Regions from separate parts of the Mus musculus genome. Here region 2 is linked to region 1. Evidence: chromatin contacts called from ENCODE Hi-C or POLR2A ChIA-PET data. All regions are on one chromosome and are shown on one strand. Each heading gives the region's core, a stretch centred on a gene start or an enhancer-like site at or near the end of the contact. The rest is flanking DNA. Distances are from core to core; before and after follow the strand shown. Region 1 holds the start of Zfp512 (zinc finger protein 512). Region 2 holds the start of Gckr (glucokinase regulatory protein).

What was found. Hi-C counts contacts between places; a loop is a spot of excess contacts on that map. ChIA-PET counts read pairs that join two places held with the same protein, here RNA polymerase II (POLR2A).
Region 2: a map of left cerebral cortex shows a loop between it and region 1 (3-fold over the local background). The contact joins the promoter of Gckr here to the promoter of Zfp512 in region 1. A Hi-C loop is called at or near these places in 6 of 37 maps with a recorded cell type or tissue (heart and left cerebral cortex). POLR2A ChIA-PET finds 5 or more read pairs at or near these places in 1 of 5 experiments (embryonic stem cell).

Annotation. Positions count from the first base shown.
Region 1 is chr5:31,451,100-31,455,364 of GRCm38, reverse strand. It overlaps Zfp512 (zinc finger protein 512), which reads right to left and starts at 2,929. Exons shown (of 14, transcript NM_172993.3): 1 at 2,788-2,929; 2 at 2,152-2,210. The coding sequence starts at 2,817.
Region 2 is chr5:31,295,864-31,300,421 of GRCm38, reverse strand. It overlaps Gckr (glucokinase regulatory protein), which reads right to left and starts at 2,859. Exons shown (of 19, transcript NM_001374741.1): 1 at 2,743-2,859; 2 at 2,102-2,257; 3 at 1,640-1,708; 4 at 796-864; 5 at 350-423. The coding sequence starts at 2,802. It overlaps Fndc4 (fibronectin type III domain containing 4), which reads left to right and starts at 4,490. Exons shown (of 7, transcript NM_022424.6): 1 at 4,490-4,558.

The DNA.
Region 1 (4,265 bases), core at 1,680-4,179:
ATTCCCAGCACTCACAGGGAGCTTCACAGTCACCCATCACTCCAGTTCCAGGAGACCTGATGGCCTCTTCGGAGCTCCATGGGTCTGTGGTGCACAGACATCCATGTGAGAACATCACAAACACTAAATAAATCCAAAGAGTTTTGAGTGAGTTCTCCCAATGACTCCAATTCTGATTAAGAGACGGACCCATTTGCCTTCATTCTGCTTAACAATTTTCTTTCCATAATTCCTAGAAAAGCTGATGAATGCACTCATCTTGTGGAGAAAAAAAAATATGTTCCCAATTACTTTTCACAGAAGGTAATTCTTAATTCTGTATTTAAGATCAGTTCTTCATTTAAGCGCAAACCCATTCATTTTGTTGGTAATGTTAGGTCTCGGTTCAGAAATTCCCAGTTTTTATTCGGTTTATGAATCCAAAATCCAACTGTTGCCAAAGACAGAAACCTGTCAACACACTGTTTCCACCTCCCCCTCTGAACTCTCACCTCCTCTCATCGCCTGCATCTATAATATAGTTACAATCACACGCTATGTTTCGCATACAGTTACGATCATAGGCCACATTTCACTTTCTTCCTTAGATTTGAGCAAAACAGTCTTGGTACCAGTTTTCACACTTCTTTCAATCCATCTCTTCAAAGGTGACCTTTCCCTTCCAGGATAATTACAATTGCAACACCTTAGCATGCCCTAAAGGACCTGGCTCCTGCTACCCTTTTTTTTTTTTTTTTGTATTTTTTTCTTTTTCTTTTCAGATTTATTTACTATATGTAAGTACACTGTAGCTGTCTTCAGACACTCCAGAAGAGGAGGTCAGATCTCATTACGGATGGTTGTGAGCCACCATGTGGTTGCAGGGATTTGAACTCAAGACCTCTGGAAGAGCAGTCAGTGCTCTTAACCGCTGAGCCATCTCTCCAGCCCCCTGCTACCTCCTCTTAATGACGCCCTGCGATATCCTCCACGCGCTATCATCCTCCATGCCAGTGTCACACAGCTAGGTATTATAAACTTCTATCAGTTCAAACACTGACTTCATGGGACAGGAGGGTGGGACTGCTCAGTCTCTAACTGAATTATTCTTCGACCTTCAAGCCTCTGTCTTTGCGTGGACTATTCTGGTAATACTGAAATCATCCCTTTGCTTCCCAAAAGTGGCATTAAATTCCACTATAGGAATATTTACTAGCAGTTGCACAAATTAAAAGCGTAGCACATGCCTGTGATCCCGGTACTGGGAAGGCTGAGGGCAGAAACTGCAAAAGTTAAAGTCCACCCTGGCCGACACAGTAAGCTCCTGGTCAGCCTGGGCTACATAGTGAAACCCCATCTCAAACAAAAATACAAGTGTGTGGTGGCCCAGGCCTGTGATCCCAGCACTCAGGAGACAGATGCCTGAGGACTACAAGTTACAGGCCAAGCCAAGTGTCACAGGGAATTTCCAGATAGTGAGCCCCTACCACAAAAAAACAGTTTTTTCCTATTATACTGTATTGTATTGCCGTGATTACCCAATTCATCTGTTGAACAGACAGCTCTGTTGTCATGCCTGGGTGCCCAACCTACTACACAGCTTGTTCAGAGCAGACATCCCGTAAGTGTTATCTAAGTGAATGAACTCACCCCGGAGGTCCAAGTTAATAAAATCTTTCTTTTGTGTTAGCCATGGCAAAACTTAGCACATTCATTACACAAAACAATAAATCAGGGCTGCAACCAAGTAGCTTAGAAATGTAAAGATTGCTTATAGCTGTTTTTATTTCCCTCCCCAGTCCATCAAATTAATTATGAGCACATATTTGATATGGGGGGCAGAGGCCACGCAGGAATACCACTAACTGAAACACACACTCCATTTTTATTAGACTGCATCTTTATTGCAAGCCAGGTTTTCTTTCCCCCACACTAGGATTTTATCTGCACTGTCCAATCCCGTAGCTACTACCTACAGATGGTTATTGAAGTTTTAGTCCATTAAAATGAAATAGAATTTGTAATTCGGTTCTTCAATTGTACTAGCCACATCTCAAGTGCCCCAAAGCCATACCTGTCTGGTGGCTATGATGCTCCACAGTGCAGACACAGAACATCTTTAGCAGCACTGTCTACACCATTACAAAAATGTCCTCAGAAAACCTCACTTACTTCTTAGCTCCCACGATCCTGGTGCTCCTCTGCTGCTTAAGGGATGTGGGTCCCGGGGTCTAGCAAATCACAAGCACAGGAGTGAGTGCTAGGGACCTTTGAAGCTCATCCGCAAAGAGATGAATCCCCCTTGTGCCTAGATGTGAAGCTGTCCCGAGCAACTACTTCAAATGGACTGAAGGAGACACTTTTTAGGAAACCTGTGCCATTCTATTTATTCACAATGTAAAGACGGGTTGACAATACCAGAGTTTTCATCTTTGTCCATTCTCAAAACCCTATCCTAGATAGAGGCTTGAAAAGAAAAGACGAGGAAAAAAAAAATATATATATGATATATACATATGTATCATATATATATTAAAAGAAACGGGAGGCACTGGGGATGCTGAAGGAATATAAATAATTACAATGTGTCGAGGAACTCAGTCCAAGGATACGAGGACTAAGCAATAAAAATAAAAATGGGAAGAAAAAAGGCGGTAAGTGGATCTGATATAAAAGGGTGGGGCCTAGGATTGGCTCCGGAAAAAAAAAAAAAAAACAACTCTGAGTACAAAACAAAAGCAAAGGACCGCGTGTTCTCAGCTCGACAGTTCTATTTCTAAAGTATAATGGTCACACCAAGAAACTCACGGCGGTGACTGCACCGAGTCTGGAAGACATCACTCCCCCTCCACGCCTAACAATTTCACCCAAGGGCTCCGGACAGACCAACGCCACTTCCGCTCTCCTCGCCTCTCCCGGATGTGGTCTCAGCGGCGACTAACCCTGTTCTGAACACCTACTTCCGCCTAGCTGCTTCCGAGGGGGCTGCGGCGGGAAAGGAGTCACGTGATAACTCTTCTTCGGCTTCCATTGAGACCCCGCCCCCATAGCAACAAGGGAGTAGGCAGGCCTTTGGGGCGTGAAGGTTGGAGCAAATGGGAGGAGTCTGAATATTTAAGGGGTCCTCCCGAACTAGCGTTTGCACACCTACTCCCACCCATCCCACAAGTGGTTTTACAGATGCAAACGAAATTCAAATCGCCCCTTTATTGATCTTAAATTAAAGACCCATTCTCTTCTCCTTCCCTCCCAGATATCTCTTTCTTTGCTCAGGTGAGGGACAGAACTCTCCTTATCCACTAACTTCTGGCCTCCAAACTTGTCTAGCTTTTGGATTTTTTTTTTTTTTTTTTTTTTTGGTGCGGTCCCTGAAAGACATGAACACTTTAGCCAAGTTACATCTGGATCTCTCCAGCGGATGAGTCTGGAACAATGCCTGTTCTTAGAAGAAGTGGGCTTGATCCAGAACTATGTCCTTTCCAACCAGAGGGAACGGAAAAGGATCTTTCAGAGAAATTACCATGGCTCCTTTCTGAATGACTGCCCAGTGACGTCCACGAGAGACTGAGATGGCTCGTTTTTGAGGGACTGAGGCATCTCAGAGAATAGAGAGTCTGCTGACTCCTCCCTGAAAGACTGTGTAGACTCTTCTTCACAGAAGGAATGTGCCCTCTTCTCTCTAGAAGTCTACAAGGGCTTCTCCCTGAGGGACTGTGAAGGTTCCTTCCTGAGGGACTACAAGGGCTCCACCTCAAGTGACTTCTAGGGCTCTTCCCTGAAGGACTTGGAAAGCTACTCCCTGAGGGATTTTGAGGACTTCTCCTTGAGGAACTGTGGCCTCTCCCCTTAAAGAGACTGTTATGTCTTCTATCAAAGAGCTATGATAAGTTCTTACAGAGGAACTAAGACTGTTTCTCTGGGAGGGACTTTAATGACTCTGATTTCATCAAGGAAGTAAACTCAGCCCCGGTACAAGAGACAGACACATGCTCAGTGACTTCCTGGAATATGTCGCTGAACTTTGAACTAGTTTTCTTGACTCCCAATCTACTACCAGAGTATTGCTGGATTATGGAAGATGTTGAGCAGAGTGTTGACATCGTTAAAGGCATTCTTTTCTCATTACTGTGACATAAAATATGTCTCTGAATATAGTTTTTAACCACTGAAGTCTGAGAAACAGTCCTTGAAACCCTTTCTAGCAGGCTTTGAGAAAATACCATTAGTTCAGCTGGAACCCCAAAAATTAAGAATAGATTGGTAGATGTCCATAGTGGAGCCTTCTG
Region 2 (4,558 bases), core at 1,610-4,109, 150 kb after region 1:
AAACATCTGTGACAGGGCCAGATACAAAGCCACAAGGGATGTTGGAGACTAAGGCAGGTTCAATATAATGCTTGACTAAATTCATTCAAATTTAGCCTCTAAAAAGACATTTGGGGGCTGGAGAGATGGCTCAGCAGTTAAGAGCACTGATTGTTCCTCCAAAGGTACTGAGTTCAATTTCCAGCAACCACATGGTGGCTCACAATCATCTGTAATGGGATCCAATGCCCACTTCTGGTATGTCTGAAGACAGCTACAGTATACTCATATACAATTAAAAAAAAAACAAAAAAACAAACAAACAAACAAAAAAACATTCAGGCCACGAGTACAGGTCGGGGTAACTTACCTGTCACCCCCTGCAATGAGGTATGTGTAAAGAGGTTTTTGTCCCAGACCTTTCATCAGCTGGTTGAAAGACACCTGTCCAGGGGGAGGGAATATGCCGACAGAGTGATTAAAAAGGACATAACACGGGTTCTCAGGTCCTAGAGGATCAAGGTGCATAATGGTCTTCTTAGGCCAATGCTTAACCCTAACTTGTTTGGAGTCCGCCACTTAAAGATGCAACTTGGAAATGATTACGTAGTGATGCACAAGATGTGAGGATGTTAACAAGAGAGTGCCGGGGCTCTAGTGGGGCCAGAGAAATCTGACTCCATCCTGAGCTCCAGGTTTTGGAGAGGAAGTGGGGAGAGAATACATCTATTGAGAGACCTTATTTCAGATGAGCCTTTTCGTTCTGGGGGCTATCCCCAGGAGGAGAAGGGAGAAGCCAGGAATTAAGGTACTCACAGACATAAGGAATGCCATACGACCAGAGGTGCCCCCTCCACTCAGCACCACCAGGCCCCCATCTGGCTCCTGAGGATGGAAAGAAGCCCAGGTCAGAGGGAGACTTGGAACACCTTCTTCTTCTCATCATCATAAAATGGAGGCGAGCATAGGCCAGGTGAGGTAGCAAAAAGAACAGTAATCTGGAGAAAGAAATCCTCTTGACTATCCTCTCTGACTAAGCTATTCATTAAAATTCCAGAAGGGATTTGAGAGCAGCTTTGTCAACTAACTAAAAGTAAATAATCAAAGCAGTGGTGCCAGCCAGCAGTTATTAGCTGGGTACATCCAAGCAAGTGACTACAATCAGCCTTTCTTTGTTTTCTGGTCTGGAAAGAGAACTTAAAAAAAAAAAAAGATAATAATACCAACTTTACTGGGTTTTGTGGATGTACAGAGTGTGGAAGTGCATTGCTGAGGATGGAGAGATGGCTCCGCCATGAACACACTGGCTGCCCTTTCAGAGGACCCCATGGCAGCTCACAATCATCTGTGATCCTTTCCTGCCTTCCAAGGGCACCAGGTACACACGTGGTACACAGACATACATGCAGCCAAAACAGCCATAAACATTTAAAAAATAATAATATTTTCAAAGGAAATGCACTGCTGCTGATAAAGTAGTATCCATCTGGTAGCTGTCATAACTATTATCAGTGACTAAAACAACAAAAAATATCCAAAGGGAAGACTAAAAGAATAAAGAACTGAGATTTATAAAAACAAGAAGTGGAGACCCGGGAAGGAGGAAGTTGGAGGGAACAGAAGTGTTTGGATGGATGAGAAGCAGGTGGGGAATTTGTACCTTCAGCACTTCCTGGACCTTGCCAGCCACTTGCAACATGGTGGTCAGAACTGACTCACTGTACAGTCGCTGTAGAGAGTGGACAGGAATCAGGATGGAGAAATGGGGTGGGGGGGTAGAGGTGAGAGAAAGGCAGTGAGATGACTCAGTGAGTTAAGAGGATTGTGGCCAAGTCTGATGATCTGAGTTTAATCCCAGGGACCCACATGGTGAAAGGACAGACTGATTCCCAAAAGTTGTCCTCTGACTTCCACACATTTCCTCATGGAACAAATCCTTCCACATCACAAAACAGATAAATAAATTTTAAAAATGGGAATGGGGAGGGGAGGAAGAAATGGAAGATGATGGATTGAGATTGAAGGAGAGGGATCAGGATTTCCTGTATCAGGAGGGTAGAGGTGGAAGTGTGGCCGACTTGACATCTTTATTTGCAGTGTCTGAGATTTGACTGTGGGTCACCTGGTAGGTGGGCATGATTTGCCCCTCCTCCTGGAATATCTCAGCATCACACTGCCCCAGCAGTTGAACAATTTTCTCTGCATCTGCTTTGTCCAAGTTCCGGGTCAGTGGGTTGGACTTCTCTGTGATTGGCACAGCTGCTTCATACCCTGACAACTAGAGACACACAAGGGTAGGGACAGAAAGCCAAAGTCTGCCTTATGCCTGCTGGACTGGAGGTGGGAGTGGCAGGAGGCCCAGTGTTTGGCTTAGATTCACATACTTCACACACACCGACTTGTGCACATACATGCACACATAAGGCACACACCATTCACATACTAAAAACTTAGTCTTCATGTGATGTTCTGAGCCTATTAGGAAAGGAAGATCATAAGGAAAGGTAAGGGGAAAGGTGCCTATCATGGTAAGTGTGCCTGCAATTCAGGCATTTGGAAAGTGAAGCTGCAACAAAGGGATCAGGAGTTCAAGGCTATCCTCAGATACATAGCAAGTTTGAGGCCAGCCTGGGCTAGACCGTGTAGCAAAAGAAAAAAAAAAAAAAATAGAAGAGGGAGTAGAAGTCCAGAGCTGAGGCCAGTCCAAACTTAACAGTATTTTAGGAATCAGAAGAGAAGGCTGAAATGGAGAAAGAACCTTACCTCCCATTCCCCAGGCTCAGGGGTCTCGATCACATGCTGATACCGCTTGGTGCTTGGCATGGTCCCACACTGCAGACTCTCCAACCCGCCTGCCTCTGCACTCACGCAATCTGTTCTGGCCCCAATAATTTGCTTCCAGTTGGCAGGGTCTTATCTGAGCCATGGAGATGATTAACCTAAGAACCCTGCCTCTCAAAACACCACCCCCTACGCCCCTCTCTTCAACACCCGTTCCTGTCGCCGGGGCTTCCAGCCCTCACAGGAGCTCCTGAGGGTCCTCTTTGCGTATACTCTGGCTTGCCAGCCTCTGCCCTTGGAGAAGAGGACCAGACGTTCTTTGCTTTTGCCCTTGCAGAACACCCAGGTCAGAAAGAATCCCTGAACAAATCTGTGGCCCAAATGCCTCCAAAGGCCAGAGATCAGGGTCAGTAGAAGTCAGAGGACTCAGGTCATGGCTTGATCACATGTCAGCATGCAGTCCTTCCCTGCCCCACTGGCTCATTTTATCTGCTCCTCTCTGAAAGAAAAGCAATAGACGCTTCTGGACCCCAGGTGTGCGAACACTGAACTGGATATCACAGAGGAGATGTCACAGAAATAGAAATACTGCTAAGAACAACGAGGACCAAGAAATTGCCCTAAATACCACAGTCTCTATTTCTCCTGACCCACTTTCTCCCAAATGGCAGACATCATTGGATACATGGACACATGGACACATAGATACATAGAAGCCATTGTTGGCATTGTTTTTAGATGAGGAAACAGCCTCAGACAAGTGGTTGGCTATTTAGGATCACACAGATTTCATACTCAGCTAACATATGAAATAATTTAAGGACCTAACATGTCTACATGTTTACTGAATGAATGCAACAACTAACAAGTTGTTGAATAATACTTATTCATACAGTGACAGAAGGTTTTTAAAGACTCTTGTTGCCGGGCAGTGGTGATGCACCCCTTTAATTCCAGCACTCGGGAGACAGAGGCAGGTGGATTTCTGAGTTTGAAGCCAGTCTGGTCTACAGAGTGAGTTCCAGGACAGCCAGGGCTACACAGAGAAACCCTGTCTTGGAAAAAAAAAAAAAAAAAAAAAAAAAAAAAAGACCCTTGTCCAGTGTTTGACACTATTGATATTCTAACAATTGTTTCATGTTTCTATGCTTTAAGGGTAGAAAACCTGAGGTGTGGGTTAACCGATTTCTCTCAAAGGAATGTGTTACACTCACACCCACGGGGGGGGGGGGGGGGGGAGAGAGAGAGAGATCTGCTTTTAAATTGCTCTTATATGCCCAGCCCTCTTTTTAATCCTTTCTAGTTCTTATAATGATGCCAGGCACATAGAAGATGATCAGTAAATATTTGCTGAATAAACGAAAGAGTGAATGAGAAAGCGAATGGAATCAAATCAGATCATGAATGGAAAAGAGACTTAAAAGCTGACGCAGTCTCCAAGAGGTTGTTAAAACAATAATTATCTCCATCATCCTCTGCTCGTGGCCCCCTCCTGCATTCGGAGATGGAATGCCTCTTCCTAACTTGGCTAATTTCATGCGGGGAAGGAGGTGCTTTCTCAGGTGCACAAGACCCTCACACCTGAGCCTGTCCTGGTGGCTCTAGTCAGTTAATCGGCTAGAGCAGGGAGGGTGAAGGAAGGGATAGGGGCCCCGGCAGGCCGCCATAGGGAGGGTCGTGGGAGGAGCCCAGGGAGAACGTGGCTGGGGGGAGAGGGGGGAGGGATGACGGCGGCGAGACAGGCCAGCGCGTCCCAGCCCGGCTGCAGCGGAGCGCGCCGGGCCAGCTCTGCAGAAGG